Regions from separate parts of the Mus musculus genome. Here region 2 is linked to region 1. The links are chromatin loops, found by intact Hi-C in ENCODE. Cell type or tissue: heart. All regions are shown on one strand. Each heading gives the region's core, and the rest is flanking DNA. Links, peaks and the distances in the headings are about the cores only.

Evidence for each region. Hi-C counts contacts between places; a loop is a spot of excess contacts. Peaks named below come from ENCODE experiments on the same cell type or tissue, not always from the same donor. Only the 100,000 strongest peaks of a DNase experiment are listed, where the experiment ranks them.
Region 2: it touches region 1 in a loop (5-fold over the local background); 6 of 42 quality-filtered maps call a loop at or near these places.

Annotation. Positions count from the first base shown.
Region 1 is chr16:97,774,088-97,784,491 of GRCm38, reverse strand. No RefSeq gene overlaps it. Among named protein-coding and RNA genes, the nearest start is that of Ripk4, 16 kb to the right of the region's middle. In heart, for the core only: a CTCF peak has its summit at 5,564; a DNase peak (open chromatin) is centred at 5,741; H3K4me3 peaks cover 371 bases.
Region 2 is chr16:97,665,193-97,675,596 of GRCm38, reverse strand. Gm41512 (a long non-coding RNA gene) reads left to right here and starts at 4,890. Exons shown (of 3, transcript XR_876311.2): 1 at 4,890-5,357; 2 at 8,381-8,641; 3 at 9,492-10,404. In heart, for the core only: a CTCF peak has its summit at 4,677; no DNase peak of the experiment used is centred there; H3K27me3 peaks cover 1,074 bases.

The DNA of each region.
Region 1 (10,404 bases), core at 3,205-8,204:
GCCCCGGCATAGTCTCACAAGAGACAGCTACATCTGCGTCCTTTCAATAAAATCTTGCTAGTGTATGCAATGGTGTCAGCGTTTGGATGCTGATTATGGGGTGGATCCCTGGCTATGGCAGTCTCTACATGGTCCATCCTTTCATCTCAGCTCCAAACTCCGTCTCTGTAACTCCTTCCATGGGTGTTTTGTTCCCAAATCTAAGGAGGGGCATAGTGTCCACACTTCAGTCTTCATTCTCCTTGAGTTTCATGTGTTTAGCAAATTATATCTTATATTTTATCTTACATAGATTGTCAATGGAATGTATATTAAAAATTTAAAAACTCTTTTACCTAACCATAGCATACTGACAAAAATTAATTTCATTCCTAAGTAGATGCTTGTTAATGTTACTGGAAACACCAGGAGGTCTGGGTGGGAAGCCAAGGTAGAGCTGGGACTGAGACCTCATTGTGTCGTTCCCATAAATACACACTGATTTGCAGAGATATAAAAAGACTTGCTACTGTATAGTTATTTAACCTTCTATGCTAACTAACCAACTTGATTCTACTCTACCAAAGTTGAAAAGAAGAACGACAAAATAGTTTACTCTTTCTTAAAAACCAAAATACAACCATAGGAAAGTCCAGGAGATTTGGGACTCACTGTTGAGGAAAAAACAAAACAAAACAAAAAACAAAAACAAGCAGGCATGGTGATGCACACCTATAGTCTCAGCCCTGGAGAGACTGAGATGGGAGAATTGCCACAACTACAAGGCTAACCTGGACCTCTGTATAAAAAAAAATAAAATAAAAAACAGAACAGAACAACACCACACAGGCTTTTCTTTTTATTTGTTTTTGTTTTTTTTTTTACAAATTAAAGACTCAAACTCCTGAGACAAAACAACTCACATGGCTTTGAGCTCCCTGCAGGTTTCTTCTAGTCAGGCCCTCAGCTGTCCCCTAGGCAGCCCTGCCAGTGGCTCCTGGGTGACTTTTGTTCTAGCTGAGCATCAAGAACAGGTGAAAAATTGGTCCAAAGTTACTATGTCTATTTTAGACTTAGGAAGTGTTTATTGTTGGCACTGCTATGCGTCTTCACAATAAGCGTCCTATACTTAGCACAAGTTCCAAAGAGTAACTGTACAGCTTTTAACGTAATACACTCAAAGCATCCCACACAGGGTTTATAGCAGCCAGCCACCTGTACGGGACACCTGGGGTGTGTCCCATCTGGAGGATGTGTTCACTCCTGCAGGCACCAATCATGTCAATATTTACCTAGCTAGAATTCTCTGGCCTGCTTCTCATCCAGGCACCTCCCTGCTGTGCATTTTCAGAACTGTACACATATAATGGCTAGTTTCAGGCAAAGATTATTTCCACGGAAGGTATGTACATCTTTACAAATGTACCAAAAATGTGGCAAATTAATGTTTTCATCATGTACATACTTAAAATGTTTAGCAAATATAGGTATGAACTTTAGTTTTGTTGGTTTGTTAAGTGTTAATGTTTTGAAAAATATTTGTTCATTTTATTTTATGTATATGTGTGGGGTTTACTTATATGTATGTCTATGCACTACATGCATGCCTGGGTGCTTGAATAGACCTGAAGAGACCATTTAACCCCTGGAACCACCACAGGGGTGCTGAGAATTGAACTTGAGTCTTCTACAAGAGCATCAAGTGCTCTTAACTCCTGAGCCAGCCCCCTAGATGTTAATTTTCAAAAACTGGTTAATAATCATGTTGACTTGTCCATCATAATAAATCCACACCAGAGAGACAGATACATATATTGATAATATTCCAGTTGATAAATGCAGTGGAGAGAAAGATGAGAACCATGCTAGAATGTTTCGTCCACTTTACACTACCCCACTGAGGCTTGGTGTGAAACATCTTCTGCACAGTCCTGTGTGCACACATGCAAACACACAGGCAAAACTGTGCACATCTAACCTTGTGCATATGCCCTACACACCTGACCCATGTGTGCAAAAACAGAGCCCGAAGAAAGTACAGGAAATGAAGGAAAGTAGTTTAAGGATACAGTTTTAGCTAAAAAACACAAAGCCAAGCACAGTGGCTTATACCTGCAATCCTAGAACAGAAGATGCTGAGGCAGAAGGGTTTCAGGCTGGCCTGGGCAATACAGTGAGATGTTTCAAAACTTTGGTTCATATTTTACAGTAAATCTTGATAGTCTGCTTTCTACTGGATAGAGCTATACTTGAGCCACATTGGTTTTGAGACCAAGGTTTCTCTACATAGACCTTGCTGTTGTGAAACTCAACAGGCTGGCCTCAAACTCAACAGAGATCCAGCAGCCTCTGCCTCCTGAGAGTTCTGGGATTAAAGAAATGTGCCACCATTCCTGGCTTCTTGAGCCACATATTTTTTAAAACTAACTTCCTTCCTTCCTTCCTTCCTTCCTTCCTTCCTTCCTTCCTTCCTTCCTTCTCTCTCTCTCTCTCTCTCTCTCTCTCTCTGTATTTATTTATTTATTTATTTATTTATTTATTTATTTATTTATTTATTATAAGTGTTCTATTCGCATGTATACTTGCATGCCGTAAGAAGGCATCAGATCACATTGTAGATGGTTGTGAGCCACCATGTGGTTGCTAGGAATTGGACTCAGGACCTCTGGAAGAGCAGGCGGTGTTCTTAACCGCTGAGCCATTTCTCTAGCCCCAAGTCACATTTTTAATGATGGATACTGACTTTGCTTTCAGCAAGTTAAAAATTATCATTTGCATAATGCTGTATTTTATTTAATCTCTAGGTTACAAATGGGGTGAAAGTCATAAAGTACAGGTGTGGTGATCCCTTTCATTCCATCCCAGCAGCTGTCACAGGGTCTGGGTAAGCAGGTACTTCTGGGATCACCTATAAGGGCAGATGGAGTGATCGCACCACACATGCACAGGCATTCTGCTCCTGAGTCAGGACACCGTGAACTCAAAGCCCTGATTCTGAAGAGTTCATTTTACAACGTTATAAACACTAGGCCTACTTTTGCTTCGTAATTATATCTTTTTAAATTTATTTTTCCCTCCCAAATATAGTTCTTTTGGCTTTTTGCATAATAACTTTTATTCTTTATTTTGTTTGATGAATTGCTTTGTTAATTTTTAAATAAAAACTATTATGTTGTGTTTAAGGGCTACAACATAAGGTTTTTATTCTTTCTGTCTCACTCTCTCTCCCTCCCTTCCTTTTTTCCTCTCTCTCTACCTGCTTCTCTTTCTCAAGAAAAGTTTAATCTGGCCTTTAACTCTTTTTAAAAAATAAAATGAAATAGTATATTTGTTTAAAAGGGAAAGCTGGTTGTGTTTTTGCTGGCCTCTAAAATAAATAGTAATCAGCTTCACAAAAAGAGATTTATTTATTTTTATTTTATGCATACAAGTATTTGCATGTGTGGATATATACATGCTGTATGAGTGCTTTTAATCACTGAATGACTTCTCCAACCACAATGAGTTAAAAAAACAAAAACCAAAAAACCAAAAAATAAGAAAACCTTACTATTGAGGTTCACACCCCCTGTAACTCGAGCTCCAGGGAATTCCAATGTCTTTGGCCTCCAAAGGCACCTGCCTTCTCAGGCACTCCCCAAGAATGCATAATTAAATATATATTATATATAATAAATATAAATAATATATGGGAAATTTATATATATACATATAGTATGTCTGTGTGTGTATATGTGTGTGTCTGTGTGTGTATATATGTGTGTGTGTCTGTGTGTGTGTCTGTGTGTATATGTGTGTGTCTGTGTGTGTGTCTGTATGTGTGTCTATATGTGTGTGTGTCTGTGTGTATACGTGTGTGTGTATGTGTGTGTGTAAAACCTCAAACAGTGGAGTCAGGAGGATCCTCCAGAAGCTTGAAGGCTGGAGCACATAGTACAGCAGCAGAAACAACAAAGATCCTGCCTCAAAAACATGGTGGAAGGAGACAACCAACTCACTAAAGTTTCCCCTGACTTCCACATGCTGTGGCATGAAAAACACCTTACTTACATACACATCAAACATAGGTATAAACATACACATACTCTAATAAAAAATTAATTGGAAAGATCATAAATGAGACAAAAGCTGTGCCAGCAGATGTGTAATTGTATTTTTGAGGAAAGCTGGGGGATTAATGAGACAGGACTTTTTTAGACGTAAAGATCTCCTATTTCTTGGGTCTCCACATAAGGGCAAGCCTATGGATGTGGTGAGGACTCAGCATCAAAGTAGGCATCTGGGCCATCTTTCTAAGCTACACACTGAAGGGAAGCCTATCGAACAACCAACAAAGCACTGTGGAGAAGGCAAGCTGGGTGCTGAGGCTGTGAGAGCTGTATTCCCCTAGAGACATGTCCCACCCAACCCTACCCCTCTGTGAGTGATCCCTTTTGCAAATAGGGTTTTTGCAGCCGTAGTTAGCCAGGATCCTGTGTGGCTTGACCCACTTTCTGGACAACAATACTACCATAGACTGGGAATAGCAGCAGGAGTTAATCTGGCAAGAGGCTCAGTGGGTGAAAGCATGCGCCTCATAAACCAGATAGCTTGAGTTACAGTTAGACATTGACTCCTGAAAACTGTCGTCTAACTTCCACACAGGTGCTCTGGCATGCATGTACACCACAAACACACACACACACACACACACACACACACAGAGAGAGAGAGAGAGAGAGAGAGAGAGAGAGAGGCAGAGAGGCAGAGAGAGAGAGAGGCAGAGAGAGAGAGAGAGATCAAAATTAAAACAAAAACAAATAAACAAAAATAACAGTTTATTGGAATCATAGTCCAGAATAGAAGCGCTACTTCTGCTAAGGGCCTCTGGGTGATCCATAGCACCCAGCATCACAGGATGGGGTGAGATCCTGGTATAAAGAATTCACTCAACTGTAATGACATTCATCTGTACCCAAGGGCAGAGCTCTCCTGACCTGATCTCCTTAACACCACTGCCAAGCCAAAAAGAAAGTTTCTACACAAGTTTGGAAGGGACATTGACACCATTACTGTGACATACTAGATTTATGTAGGCCTTTCAGGGGCTAAATCCTTATGAGAAAAGGGTTTCTTGGACACAGATGGGCACATGGGAGAAGCTAGGTGCTGGAGGAGACAGACTGGAGAGATGCAAGTATAAGATATTTTTAGGGAGTTGAGAGCCAATAAGAAATACCCAGGATCCAAGCAAGCAAGACCAAGATGCCTGGATTTCAACCAAAGATTACCGCATATATGAGAGAGAGACTAGATGAGACCCAAAACAAGGAGGAAAACTAATGGACCCAAACCAACCCAGAAGTTACAGAGACGTTAGCACTAATAAAAAAGTGGAAAATTTCAGTTATAAGTGTACATCATTTGTTCAATAAGCCAAATAGAGTTCCAGAGTTATAACTGAGGCACAGAAGAGAGATCTAGACGTAGTGGCCAGGCCATCAACATCTGTGTCCGCAGGAACCCAGGGGCTTTTGTGACTGAGGAGTCTGGTTGGAATTTTTAGTAGGTTCATTAGGTGTAGAGGGCCAAGCAGCCAGGTTGCAGTTCCCAGAACAGCCCACAGGTGGCAGGTGGGGACGGCCTGGAGACTTTGGCAGAGCTGAATGGGGCGTGTGTGAGAAACAGAACCCTGAGAGCATTCTTTTCCAAACAGAGGGCTTAAGGAGAAAAGTCTTGGCTGCCGGTGTGTGATCTGAGAACTGATAGAAAGGACCCCGCTGGCAGAGCTGCAGTGCTCAGGACTCAGCAGGGTGACTCACGCTGGGGCAGGCAGGGACCGCCTCCCTGGAACAGCAGGAGGTTGGTGGGGGGAGGAACAGTGCACCTACATTTGCTCCTGCGAGGCGACTGCCACCTTGCTCACAGGTTCTGATGACGCTGACCACCGTGGTCGACTTCGGGAAGACTGCCTACAGCTTACTTTTTGGAAGCTTTCTGGCAGATGGTCTAGAGGGACTGAGGCTGATAGTCTGCATTGTGCACAGGATGTACTCTAGTCGTAGACGCAGCCACAGGTTTCTCCCTGGGGCTTAGAAATGGATTCCAATTTAAAGGAAACACAACTACAAAGCAGGCTGCAAAGGAGTTAACTATTCTGGGGAAGTAGTGGCTCCCTATAAAAGGAGCATTCAGGAGATGGAGGCAAGGTCCGAAGTTCAAGGTCATCCTTGGTACAGAGTGTGTTGGAAGCCAGCCTGGGCTACACAAAAAACCAGCCTCCAACCCCAGATACAAGTGAGTCTGGTAAGTCTAGGAAATAAAGAGTTCTGGTTCTGAAGACTGTGGTTCAAGCAAAACAAAACTGTCAAGATCCCATGTTTACTGAGGACTCTCTAGAAAAACAGGACCAATAGGAGATGCGTCTATGTAACATGTATATAATCACACATGTTCCTGCCTTACTATGAGACTATATTCCATTGAAATCACAGGAAGTTGAAAAATATCAACATGTGTGAGTGTATTGAGTATACCTTTCCAACTCTCCCAGTTTGGCCTTGTCAACCTTAAACATGCTCTAAACACTGAAATCAGCCTACAGCTAGGAAGATCTATCTAAGTCAAAGCCTGTTGGACAGCAAGTTACCTATTGAACAGTGCCTCTGTACCCAGGGACAAACAAGTGCATTGCTGTGTGCTTGGTTCTGTTCTGTGGCCTTAGCAGGTCCCCATCCCATTCCCTAGAACCAGTTTAAGTCACACAGAAAAGGCCTGCTGTTGGGAGCCGCGCCCACATTCGCCGTTACAAGATGGCGCTGACAGCTGTGTTCTAAGTGGTAAACAAATAATCTGCGCATGTGCCAAGGGTATCTTATGACTACTTGTGCTCTGCCTTCCCCGTGACGTCAACTCGGCCGATGGGCTGCAGCCAATCAAGGAGTGACACGTCCGAGGCGAAGGAGAATTCTCCTAAAAAAGGGACGGGGTTTTCGTTTTCTCTCGCTCTTGCTTCTCTCTCTCTTGCTTCTTGCTCTCTTGCTTCTTGCACTCTGTTCCTGAAGATGTAAGAATAAAGCTTTGCCGCAGAAGATTCTGGTCTGTGGTGTTCTTCCTGGCCGGTCGTGAGAACGCGTCTAATAACAATTGGTGCCGAAAGACCGGGAAGAAAAACCCGGGAGGGAGTTAACCATCACCGGCGCAGGAGGGATACTTCATTTCAGAACCAGAACTGCGGATCACGTTTATAAAGGTTCCCGTAACACAGACTGTTGAGAAGGATTCAACTGCCGAATTCAGAACTCATCAGCTGGGGAACGACGGTGATAAAGGTTCCCGTAAAGCAGACTGTTAAGAAGGATTCAACTGTATGAATTCAGAACTTTTCAGCTGGGGAACGAGAGTACCAGTGAGTACAGCTTTACGAGGTAAGCCTGGCCTTGAACTTTCTAACGAAATTCAAGACAGTCTATCAGAAGTAAAGTGGAATATGTTTGGCCTTGAATTTTTTCTGGTGTTAGGAGCCCTTTTGTTCCTTTTCACATGTTATCAAGTGATTAAGATAGGGCTGAAAATTCTAGAGGAAATTCAGGGTAATCTATCAGAAGTAAAGCGGGGAGAGAAAGTAGGAGCAAAAAGAAAATGTAGTACACAAACTAAGTATACAGGCCTTTCCAAGGGTCTTGAACCCGAGGAAAAGTTAAGGTTAGGTAGGAATACCTGGAGAGAGATTAGAAGAAAAAGAGGAAAAAGGGAAAAGAAGAAAGATCAATTAGCGGAGGTCTATAGGAAAAGGAGCCTGTGCTCATCGCTGGATGAGCTCAGGAAGCCAGCTCTTAGTAGTTCTGAAGCAGATGAAGAATTCTCCTCTGAGGAAACAGACTGGGAGGAAGAAGCAGCCCATTACCAGCCAGCTAATTGGTCAAGAAAAAAGCCAAAAGCGGCTGGCGAAGGCCAGTTTGCTAATTGGCCTCAGGGCAATCGGCTACCAGGTGCACTCCCGCCCTATGCGGAGTCCCCGCCCTGCGTAGTGCGTCAGCCCGTAGTGCGTCAGCAATGCGCAGAGAGGCAGTGCGCAGAGAGGCAATGCGCAGACTCATTCATTCCCCGAGAGGAACAAAGGAAAATAGAACAGGCATTTCCAGTCTTTGAAGGAGCCGAGGGTGGGCGTGTCCACGCTCCGGTAGAATATGTGCAGATTAAAGAACTTGCCGAGTCGGTCCGTAAATATGGAACCAATGCTAATTTTACCTTGGTGCAGTTAGACAGGCTCGCCGGCATGGCACTAACTCCTGCTGACTGGCAAACGGTTGTAAAAGCCGCTCTCCCTAGTATGGGCAAATATATGGAATGGAAAGCGCTTTGGCACGAAGCTGCACAAGCGCAGGCCCGAGCAAACGCAGCTGCTTTGACTCCAGAGCAGAGAGATTGGACTTTTGACTTGTTAACGGGTCAGGGAGCTTATTCTGCTGATCAGACAAACTACCATTGGGGAGCTTATGCCCAGATTTCTTCCACGGCTATTAGGGCCTGGAAGGCGCTCTCTCGAGCAGGTGAAACCACTGGTCAGTTAACAAAGATAATCCAGGGACCTCAGGAATCCTTCTCAGATTTTGTGGCCAGAATGACAGAGGCAGCAGAGCGTATTTTTGGAGAGTCAGAGCAAGCTGCGCCTCTAATAGAACAGCTAATCTATGAGCAAGCCACAAAGGAGTGCCGAGCGGCCATAGCCCCAAGAAAGAACAAAGGCTTACAAGACTGGCTCAGGGTCTGTCGAGAGCTTGGGGGACCTCTCAGCAATGCAGGTTTAGCGGCTGCCATCCTTCAATCCCAAAACCGCTCCATGAGCAGAAATGATCAGAGGACATGTTTTAATTGCGGAAAGCCTGGGCATTTTAAGAAAGATTGCAGAGCTCCAGATAAACAGGGAGGGACTCTCACTCTTTGCTCTAAGTGTGGCAAGGGTTATCATAGAGCTGACCAGTGTCGCTCTGTGAGGGATATAAAGGGCAGAATTCTTCCCCCACCTGATAGTCAATCAACTGATGTGCCAAAAAACGGGTCATCGGGCCCTCGGTCCCAGGGCCCTCAAAGATATGGGAACCGGTTTGTCAGGACCCAGGAAGCAGTCAGAGAGGCGACCCAGGAAGACCCACAAGGGTGGACCTGCGTGCCGCCTCCGACTTCCTATTAATGCCTCAAATGAGTATTCAGCCGGTGCCGGTGGAGCCTATACCATCCTTGCCCCCGGGAACCATGGGCCTTATTCTCGGCCGGGGTTCACTCACCTTGCAGGGCTTAGTAGTCCACCCTGGAGTTATGGATTGTCAACATTCCCCTGAAATACAGGTCCTGTGCTCAAGCCCTAAGGGCGTTTTTTCTATTAGTAAAGGAGATAGGATAGCTCAGCTGCTGCTCCTCCCTGATAATATCAGGGAGAAATCTGCAGGACCTGAGATAAAGAAAATGGGCTCCTCAGGAAATGATTCTGCCTATTTGGTTGTATCTTTAAATGATAGACCTAAGCTCCGCCTTAAGATCAACGGAAAAGAGTTTGAAGGCATCCTTGATACCGGAGCAGATAAAAGTATAATTTCTACACATTGGTGGCCCAAAGCATGGCCCACCACAGAGTCATCTCATTCATTACAGGGCCTAGGATATCAATCATGTCCCACTATAAGCTCCGTTGCCTTGACGTGGGAATCCTCTGAAGGGCAGCAAGGGAAATTCATACCTTATGTGCTCCCACTCCCGGTTAACCTCTGGGGAAGGGATATTATGCAGCATTTGGGCCTTATTTTGTCCAATGAAAACGCCCCATCAGGAGGGTATTCAGCTAAAGCAAAAAATATCATGGCAAAGATGGGTTATAAAGAAGGAAAAGGGTTAGGACATCAAGAACAGGGAAGGATAGAGCCCATCTCACCTAATGGAAACCAAGACAGACAGGGTCTGGGTTTTCCTTAGCGGCCATTGGGGCAGCACGACCCATACCATGGAAAACAGGGGACCCAGTGTGGGTTCCTCAATGGCACCTATCCTCTGAAAAACTAGAAGCTGTGATTCAACTGGTAGAGGAACAATTAAAATTAGGCCATATTGAACCCTCTACCTCACCTTGGAATACTCCAATTTTTGTAATTAAGAAAAAGTCAGGAAAGTGGAGACTGCTCCATGACCTCAGAGCCATTAATGAGCAAATGAACTTATTTGGCCCAGTACAGAGGGGTCTCCCTGTACTTTCCGCCTTACCACGTGGCTGGAATTTAATTATTATAGATATTAAAGATTGTTTCTTTTCTATACCTTTGTGTCCAAGGGATAGGCCCAGATTTGCCTTTACCATCCCCTCTATTAATCACATGGAACCTGATAAGAGGTATCAATGGAAGGTCTTACCACAGGGAATGTCCAATAGTCCTACAATGTGCCAACTTTATGTGC
Region 2 (10,404 bases), core at 2,600-7,599, 110 kb after region 1:
CTGGTTATCCTATTGTTGTCCTGTGTCATGGAGATCCTGCAGCTTTGGAACCGCAGCACTGGCCCTTTCATGCATCCCAACTATTTGCAGATGATATAGATTTGGGGGAGGCCCAACTCAGAGCCCTGGATCTGGGCCTGGACATTAGCTGTGCTGGTCAGTCTGCCAGCTCTCTCACCCACACCACCAGGGTGAGCTGTCCATCACTGCTCTGGTTAGGCCACACAATGCTACCATCAGCAGGAGGCAGTCAGCTTTAGGTCATGCTTTAGGTCAGTTCACCTGCACTCACACCTCCAGAGCCAGCTCCATTGTGCTACACAGTCAAGGTGCAGAGAGGGCCCACTCTCCCAAGTGCTGTAGCTTGTGAGGGGCTGGGGCAGCCCTCCTGCTCTCACAATCCTCCAGGTTGGCTCACCTGTCCATTCACCATCAGGGCCATCTCTACTGTGTTGCCCAGGCAAGGTGCAGGGCCAGATCTCCAGAATGCTACAACCAGTAAGGGGTCAGGACTAACTCTCCTGCTCTCAGGACCCCAGGTCCAGCTTTCCCAGATCATGCATGCAGGTGGCGAGGGGGGAGGCAAGAGGGCATCACCCCCACAACAACACTACCTCATGCCAGATGAGTAGTAGGGCCAGCTTTCCTATACTCACACTCTCAAGGGTTGGCTTACCAGAAAACAGCATCCCCCAACCAGGGCCAACTCTACTGTGCTGCCCAAAAGAGGTGCAGTGCTTGCTCTCCTAAGTGCTGCAGCCTATGAAGGGCAGGGTCTAATCACCCACTCTCATAATTTCCCATCTACTTTGGTGAGGGGTGACAGGGTAGAGGGCATCTCTCCCCTCCTCCCCAGGCCACCTCATAGCAGAGGGATGGCAGAGCCAGTTCTCTCTCCCTCACTCATGCCTTCAGGGCTAGCTGACCTGTATCCCTGCCACCAGGACCAGCCCTATTGTGCTGCTCAGGCTAGGTGCAGGGCCACTCTCAGACTCTCATGACCCCAGGGTCAGCTCTCCAAATGCCACAGGGGTTAGGGGAAGCATCACCTCTACAATCATATTGCCTCACAGCCAGCAGATGAGTGGTAGGACAGCTCTCCTGCACTCTTTCCTTGGGACTGGCTTCCTTACACTGCCCATACCACCAGGTTCAGCTCTGCTATGCTGTCTAGATAAGGTACAGGGCCCACTCTCCCAAGTGCTGGTGAGGGACAGATATAGCCCATGACCCTGTGGGTAGCTTTCCCAACTGCCAGAAGTGACAAGGAACAGTGAGAGGGGAACAACAACACCTCTGCATCCATACCACCCCATGGCAGACCAGTGGCTGGGTAAGCTCTCTCACACACCCTGGGGCAGCTCACCTGCACTCACATCAGGGTCATCTCTACTCTACTGTGATGCCTGGGCAAGGTGCAAGGCCTTCTCTCCCAAGTGCTGCCACTGTTGAGAGATGAGGTCAGCTCTCCAGAGTGCTGCAGGCAGTAAGGGGCAGGGGCAGTTATACACAGCCCCTGGTCATCCACAGGGTTCCTGGTGAATGTCCTGACCAGGGACATCCTTATGTTCTCTAATGGTGTTATAAGCCACACACATCTCCGCCAACCCCTGCCTCTGCGTAGCCATGAACTCAGACATGGCTCTCAGCAGCAGCTCAGGCTGGGACCTCATCACGGCCCCAGATGGCTACTCATAACAGGCTACTCCTCTCCACTCTCAAGTCTCCAGTTCCCTCTCTCCTCATAATGTGTCAGCTGCTCCACTTCTCTCTCTCTCTCTCCCATCTGGCCACCACATACTCACACATCCCACTGCAGGATGGCCATGTGGCTGGTGGGTCCCTGGGTGACATCCTCCCTCTATGTTGCATGGCATAGCAGCAATCGGGTATCTATAGCCTGTTTGTGCCAAGTGCTGGAGGGCAAGTCTGATAGTGGCACAGCTGCCTGCAGGCCTCTGTCTTCCTCTTCCTGTGTTGTGCTGCCTGGATTTGATTTGATTTGATTTGATTTGATTTGATTTGATTTGATTTGATTTGATTTGTTTTTTTTATGAGTCCTAGGCATAAGATAGCTTTGGCCAGTAAGCCAGGCATCAATCTGGGATGAAAAAAAGAGCTGCCATCTGCTCTGCCCCTGACACCACCATCAACATGCTGTTGCTTTACCCGTTGCTAGAGAGGATATAAATGGTATTGCTTGTACACCTCAGGAGGAAGGTGACATGGACTGGGAGATGCTTCAGCGCATGAGGTTTTTTTCTGCCCAAGAGGACCCAAGATCAGATCTCCAGACCCCACAGAAAACCATCATGGCAGTGTGTGTCTGTAATACCCTTGCTACTAAGGAGAGATGGGAGGTGAGGCAGGAGAATCTCTGGACACTAAAAAACAACCTGGTGTACACAAAGGCAAAAACAATAAGACAGAAGGTGAGAACCAACACCTAAATTTATCCTCTGACTGCCACAGGCATGTTAAGGTAATACATGCTTCTTGCATATGTATTTTAAAGATGTCTGTATTTATTTAATGTGTATGGTGATTGCCTGCATGCATGTATGTATATATGTGCACCAAGTGGGTGCAGGAGCCCATAGAGACCAGAAGAAAGTATTTGGATGCCCTGGAACCTGAACAACAGGTGGTTGTGAGCCACATGAAATAGGTACTAGGATCTGGAAGAGTAGCAAGTTCTCTTAACCACTGAGCCTTTTCTCCAGCCCAAAGAGATATTTGTAAAAAGTCTACATAATTTGCTCCTTTGGGTTAGTAGCAGTTATTTGGTATGCAAATGGCTCCTTATGACAGCTGCTGAGGTGCCTGGAGTCAACAGACCCTGGCTTCCCTCTGCCCCAGGGAGGGCCAGGGCCGAGTGAACAAGACCTTCCCACCCAGGGGCTCTTCACATGTTTGCTGGAAGATTATTCCTTGCTACTGCTCTTTCTGTTTGAGGGCTCAGCAGCTCCAACTGACAAGGGCAGGTGGGTTCCACTGTGGTACCTTCTTAGCTCAGTTCAATTCCCAATGCTGTTAACTTCACGAATGTCTTCTGAACCCATGCTGGGTCCAGGAGGCGGTGACTGTACCTGTCTGTGCCCAGTACAGAGTTCTATTTGCTTGGCTCTCCATAGTCCACTTGGTCAGTGAGATTGCTGTCAGTCTTTGTTGAGTCAAGGTTTTAAATTTTCTTGGTTTTGTTTGTTTGTTTGTTTTCCCACAAGACAAAGTTTTCTGTAGCTTAGGCTGTTCTTGAGGTCTCTGTGTAATTGAGTGTCAATAACCTTGAACTCCTCCTGTTCTTCTTGCCTCTATCTCCTGAGTCTTGAGATTACAGGTGTGAACCAGCTTATGTTGTGTCATGGATTGAACCCTAGGCTTTGCAAATGCTAAGCAAAGGCACTATTAACTAAGCTACATATATCCCCCAGCCCTGGATGGTACATTTTCATGGCACATTTTAGCTCTTACAATATATATGGAATCAAGTGGCATGCCTGATTATAGAGGCTAGGAGGCTCCTTCCACACTTGCCATATAATGTGTGGGGTGGCTATGCCTATGGACAGACTCCATGCACCTCTTCCTGTCCATGGTTTATCTTGTCACATGAGAAGGATTTCAAGTGTTATCAATACAGAACCTAATAGTCCATCTATCTCCATGGGAACCTAGTTCTGAGCTAGGCATAGGCATTGATCCAAGATGTGTTGATTAATTGGATGGATGAATGGATGGATGGATGGATGGATGGAGAGAGGCACTGGGTGATTTATGCTAAGTGAAAGGAAAGCCAAGGAAGTGTCCATTCTGCAGAGTCACGGGCACACATAAAGTCCTCCAACATGTCCATGCCAGATGGCATGTACACAGTGGAGGCCTACCAATTCCTTTTCTAGAGCCCATGTCTCACCAGGTCTCCTGCTTTTTATCCCAGGAGGTTAGGCAGAGCGAGGCTCTGAGCTGGGCTGTCTGGGCTTGTTCCCAGGCCAGGCAACAAGCTTCCCACACTGGCTCCAGGATCCCATCTTGGCGGCTGCATCAAAGCTCTGTCTAGCCCTGGAGGCTGAAGTTGCTGGAGGTAGCCACACATTCCTGTGGGGCTTGGCAGTGTGATGTTCCACAGAGTGCAGGTGAGGAGTATAAAGGCTGCAAGATGTGTTCTGAACTAAGGCAGTCCATGAGCTTGAGGCAAGACCTGACTGGTCAGCCCAGGGAGGCAGGGCTGTGGATACTGTTAGCATTGGTGGTCAGTGTCTGTTGGCACTGCTTCTGAGCAATGAGGTTTATGCTTCCCACCTCCTTTCCTCAACCCATCTTAGAGAAGGTCTTCAATGTACGCTTGGCTGAAGATCTGTCACTAGTTAGCTAGTTCTGGAAGACAGAGATTTGAGCATACAACTCAAAGTTGTACTTTGGGACTGCTTTTGCTAAGAACAAAATAAAATGCCCTGTATTGTTGCAAAGCCCACTATGAAGAATGATGATGTAACCTTCCTGAATGGCCAAGGATACTGTGTATATGTTTACATATACTGAGTATATGTTACAACCAGAGGTAAGCTTCAGAAATACATTGCTCATCCCACTATACTTGTGGTCATGGCTGTCTTCCCAGCATCTGGGAGTTCCAGATGTTGAAGGTGTGGCTTGATAGCTAAGACAGGGATAGGGCTCCCTCCCCTGGAAGCTGTGTGTCTGTACTCAGGTGGCTGTTCCCTGCTCAGGATCAGCTAGGTTCCACCCAGCAAGCAGAACCTTGTCCTTCCACTTGGGGTGTGGTATCGCTGTTGAATCTTTCTGACCAATAATATGTATGTAATGAATCCGGTTGCTAGGCTGCATCTGGTTGTTTTCAGAGCCAGCACTTGCTGCCAAATCTGAAGGAGTGAAAAACTCCCTGGGAGGGCTTGTGTCTCATGTGTGGCCATCCCTCCTGCCTAGTATTAAGGTCCACAGGCTCATGGAACGAACCTCTTGAGTACAGAATCCAGTCTTATCTCTGTCACCTAATATCTACCCTCCCATAGCCAGCAGCTTACTGTGAGGTTCTGCCATCTCTGACTGTGTCCAGGCTCTTGTTATTCAAAGTGTTTTACTGCACTTCTCTTATTGCTAAAAAAAACCTGGAAGCCATTTAAAAATTAAGGTACCATAAAACATGATGTAATAAAAACCAAAGTCCACAAGCTTAACCGACATGGGACAAATATGGCCATCCTTAGGTAGAAGCAGCCATCTGTCATCTTCACCAGATGGCTCAACGCTGGGCTTCAGGACCAGTGCCACTGCTTGGGAGAAACAGCCACAGGGAATGGAAGAAGAAGAGGCCTTGTTTGAGAGATTCGTACCTAAGCGTGAGTAAACTGGGGGCTACATTTTTCAAGCTGTCTGGAAATGATGTGTATTTCTTTCTTTCGAATAATCTATTTGGGAAGTGGGGGGTGTCTACATCTATTGGTGACTGGCTGAGCCTCAGGCTACTTCACACTCTGCAAAAAGACAGAATGGGAAGGGAAGGGAGACACTACTTTCTAAGGAACACTTGCAATACTGAGAATCATTAAAAATAACCATGCAGCTAAAAATACAAGTCAGACATATCTCTGAGATGCTCCTGCTGAGCCTGGCCTGTTTCACCTGTGCGTAGAGTGTGAATTACCCAGACGACAGCTTTTGTAACTAAGTGTTTATTCAAAGGCTGTTGAACATGTAAGCAGGAACTGGGTTTTAATACCACTTCCCCCTAGGATTAACAGAGTGAAGAAGTAGGTGCCTGAGGACAAGGAAAGGTGACTGGACGTGATGTCTCCAGTGTTTCAAGTCACTGTCCTCATAGTTCCTCATCTGACTCATGCTCAGGACACGGCAATGGCATTATGATCTGAGTAGGGGGAGTGCACAGGAAAACATCGGCTCCTGATGCCATAGCTCACCCATCAGACACTTTCTAGGTACAAGTGAATGGTTGGTGGTTTCAAGAAAAGTGCCTTCAACTGCTGAAAAGTAACCATACAACCATGTTATTGCCTTTACCCATAGGACAGAGTACAAGAGCTTCTCTTGTAGGAAGCTAGTGACAGGCTTCTAGATGTATAGCCTCAAAAGTTGTGATTTTTGAAAGTTAACCAAAAGCAAAATGACAAGGGCTGGAGTGGTCGTGGGTGGCAGAGCACTTGCTTAGCATGCAAGGAGCTATGGGTTTAGTCCCTAGGATCATGAAAGCAAGTGACTAAAAGCCGGTATGGGGATGGAAGAGGGAGCAGTGGTAAAGAACATAGAGGACCTGAGTTCAAGTCCCACACCCATGCCAGTTGGCCTACAATTGCCTGTAACTGCAGCTCTAGGGGTTCAGCACCTCTGGCCTCCACAGACACCTGCACTCACATATACACACTTGACGCACAGACTGAATAATAAACGTAAATCTTAAGAAATAGAAGCTAGGGTGACTCACATATAAGACTCTTCATAGCCTCCCCCATCCCAGGATTCCATCTAGTCTCACACCAACTTCCACTCTTACTCCCATCCCTCTCCTGCCCCACCTACTTGATTGCCATTTTCATACCCCTTTCCACCCCAATCTCCCACCCAGTTCTTTCTCTCCATCCACCTCTGATGACTATTCTCTTTTCCATTCTGAGCGAGACACACATCTTCCCTCAGGTTGTCCTTATTACCCAGTTTCTCTAGGTCTGTGGATTGTAGCATGCTTATTCAGTACTTTATGGTTAATGTCCAATTTTAAGTGAGTGCATACCATATGTCTTTCTAGGTCTGCATTACTTGGTTTCAAGTGTGTCTCTTGGTTTCCATGTGGGTCCCCTAACAATTGCAGCAGGGCTATCTCTGACTCTGTTGCTTGCCATTGGATCCCCTTCCCCTACCTGAACTGCCTGGTTGGGCCTCAGTAGGAAAGGAGGTGCTTAGTCCTTCTGGGACTAGATGTCCTAGGGTGGGGAGGTACCCAACCCTTCTCTGAGGAAAAGGGGAGGTGGTAGTAGGGGGAGGGATTTGTAAGGGCAGGACTAGGAAGAGAAGAGGGAGGGAGGCTATGACTGTAATGTGAATAAAAATAAATTGTAGAAAGAAAATAATAATTAAAAAAAATAAAAGCGAGTACAGTTAGAGGGTTTATCCAGAGTTGATCATTGGACTTCAGAGAAGTTTCTAGAAGTGTGAATCCCTGCTGAAATCCTTTCCAGGACAAGAAGTGTGAGCCGTTTCTTCCCCACAGGCTGATTCTGACCACCAGGGCCATATTTAGGGCCTTCTTCAAGAAAGCCTCAGGGTCAGCACATTGTCACTGTGTGGCTTATTGTGGATCCCTCCTCTAAGCAGGAACCACTCAATTTTCTAACATACACCTGTCTCTTTTGCCAGCTATAATTCCTCTACTCAGGCTGGTCCTCCCTCAGGGAGCACTCCAGACCTAGAACCTCTGCAGCATACAATTCTGTTAGAAAACAGATGGGATTTCAATCACCTTACATCCCTCCCACCATCTATGATGGTCTCAAAAAAAAAAAAAAAAAAAAAGAGCCGGGCGTTGTGGTGCACGCCTTTAATCCCAGCACTTGGGAGGCAGAGGCAGGTGGATTTCTGAGTTCGAGGCCAGCCTGGTCTACAGAGTGAGTTCCAGGACAGCCCGGGCTACACAGAGAAACCCTGTCAGGAAACAAACAAACAAACAAACAAACAAACAAAAAGCCACAAACCCTTCTCCCTAAAGCACTACCAGAAGTTACTCAATGCTCTGGGAATCATTTGGTCCTGCCCTATGACTAATGGAAGCTGTCATTTTGTCCTTACTCAAGCCATAACCCCAGGAAAGGAGACATGTGCATGCTCCCTGCTGGCCAGAAGGTGTCAGCTTCTCATTTCTGCTCTGCAGTTGGCACGAGGGACAATTGCTCTACCACTGATCCACACCCCTAGCCCTCCCTTTACTTTTTATTTGTGAGATAGCATCTCACCAAATTGCAAGGTCCATCCTTGAATTGGCCCTGTAGTTTCCAGAACCTGAACCAGCACTCCTGCCTCAGGCTCTTGAATAGCTGAGATGACAGGCCAGCACAGCAAGATGCTGCTCAGCTGCACTCTGCCGTGGAAAGTCAAGATTCCCTCAAGACCCTGCCTTCAAAGATTTCCTTCTGCAGATGGAGACATCTTCAGTGTGCAGGGGAGGGCCTGACCTATTCAGTCTGCTTCAGTGTTGAACACATGCTTATGTCACCTTGTGTCATTACAATACACAAAGAACTGAGTACCATCAGGGGAAGAAATTAGTGACTGAATACAAGAAGAAGTCCTCACCCTGCCAAGTCCTGCCTTTCCTGGTCTCTTTGTTTACTGGCTTTCTTGGTTCCCATTTCAGGGCCACCCCAGGACCATCCACAAGCTTGGATAAGCACAGCTGCTGTTCATGCCTGCAGGGATCAGAAGTTCAATGACAGGCAATAATACATACAAGGACAACCCGTGAGCACTTTGTGGAAATGCCTGCAGAAGGGTACCTCCCATTCTCCATAGGCTTCAGGATGCTTCTTGAAGCAGGTCACAGTGACAGAGGATAGAATGTAGGCCAGAGGGAGAGAATACATAAGGTTTGCTGACTAAATACATCCTGTATGGACAGGTAGGCACCTCAGAGAGCATAAGGAGGGATTGAGTGTGGCCAGAATGGACATTCACTGTGGATTTGTCTGAAGAACGGGGGAACCAAAGTGGGTTGAGCTACTAGATAAATGTGAATTTTCTCAGTCATTGACAGGGCATGTGGGCAGCTGGGTAGCAGTCTCAAGTGATGACAAGGAAGGCCTGCTTTGTTGGAGTCTGGAGATGAAGGAGGCAGCATTTGAGAACCGGCAATGCTCCCCTCTATATGGCCATGAATGGGACCCGGGAATGAAACCTTAGCTGGGCAGGTGCCAAATCTGTTCCAAGAGCCTGATGGTCACCTGCAGCAAGAAGAGGGCAAGGAACAACCACGGGAGTGTGTGTGTGTGTGTGGGGGGGGGGCAGGGCTCAGTTCCTGCGATGCAATGTGAGGTGCTGTCTGGATCCTTACAGGAAATGTTCAGTAGACACAGAGTTCAGGAGTGAGGTCTGGGTAGGACAGAAGCTGCAAGTTCGCTTCTTCTAGGTGACTAAATATGGCCTCTGCTTCCAGCCTCCACCTCCTTGATGTCAGTCGTGGCTGGTCACACCATCAAGTTCACTTTAAGTTCCCTTCTCTTCCTTTCTCTGCTCCTGCAGGGGCCTGCAATGCTGGTGCTAGCTCAATAAAAGCTGTAGGCATCCACCTTCCACTACACAGCTGTGTTTTCTTACAGTGGTGGAGGTGGGAAGCCTGAGACCAAAGGTGGCTTTGCCTCCTGTCCCTTTCTCACCTCTGTATTGCTTGTGGTGTCCTTGGCTTGGAGTAATATCATCCTAGTCTCCGCTTATATCTGCACATAGCCTCCTCCATGATTTCTGTCTCGTAGGACCTGCCTCACTTCTGCCTGACCTCATCTAATATCAACTGACTCCTTCCTATTTCCAAACGAGGTCACCTCCACAGGCACAGGGATTTAGGACTTCAACTGTAAGCCTGAACTGTAGGACAAGAGCAGTAACTACCCCTCTGCCTCTGTGTAGACATTTACTGGATCAAGAATGTTTCTGCAGGGAAAGGTAAGTCATTCCTGAGAACCCAGCCTTGGACTGCTCAGGGGGATAGCTGTCTTCCTTTACCAGAGATAGCAAAAAACCCCAGGTCTCTCTACACATACACTGTGGGACCTAGGCTGCTTGCTTTGGCTCAGCACTGCTAGTTCACCAAGGAGTCTGCTGCTGTCTGGCCTGGGGCCACCATTCCACACTGGGGAGGGACTGAGCTGGGTGCACAGGAGTAGGGTGGGGTAGGGTGTGGTGTGGTGTGGTATGTCTCCGCAGAGGTCATGAACCCAACTCAACCTTTTAGCTGTGAACCTTTTAATAACCCTGCAGCCTCAACTGTAAGAAGGGGCCATTTGACACTCTTCTCCAGGGCCATAGAGGGTTAAGTGACACTGGTCTGGTACTCAAGAAGAAACACACAACTTTATGTTATTCTTGGCTTGGCTTTGGTCCTCATTTGCAACTTTAGTAGCATCACCTTTGGGATTCTTTCCAGGTTTTTGCAGCTACTTGTCACCTGCCTAAGCAGTTATTCAGCCTCTCTGAACCAAAACACACAGTTTGCCTTGAATTCCCAGGGAGTTCCCCAGGGAGCACCCCAGTCCCCAATGCACAGGGTAGACAGGGGTGCCTGGACAATGTCATGATGTCCCCTTCTGGGTTCAATGGATGAGCTTTGCTGTCAATACTTCTGAGTATGAAATTAGCATGTCATTGCATCACTACCAAAAGAGTCTA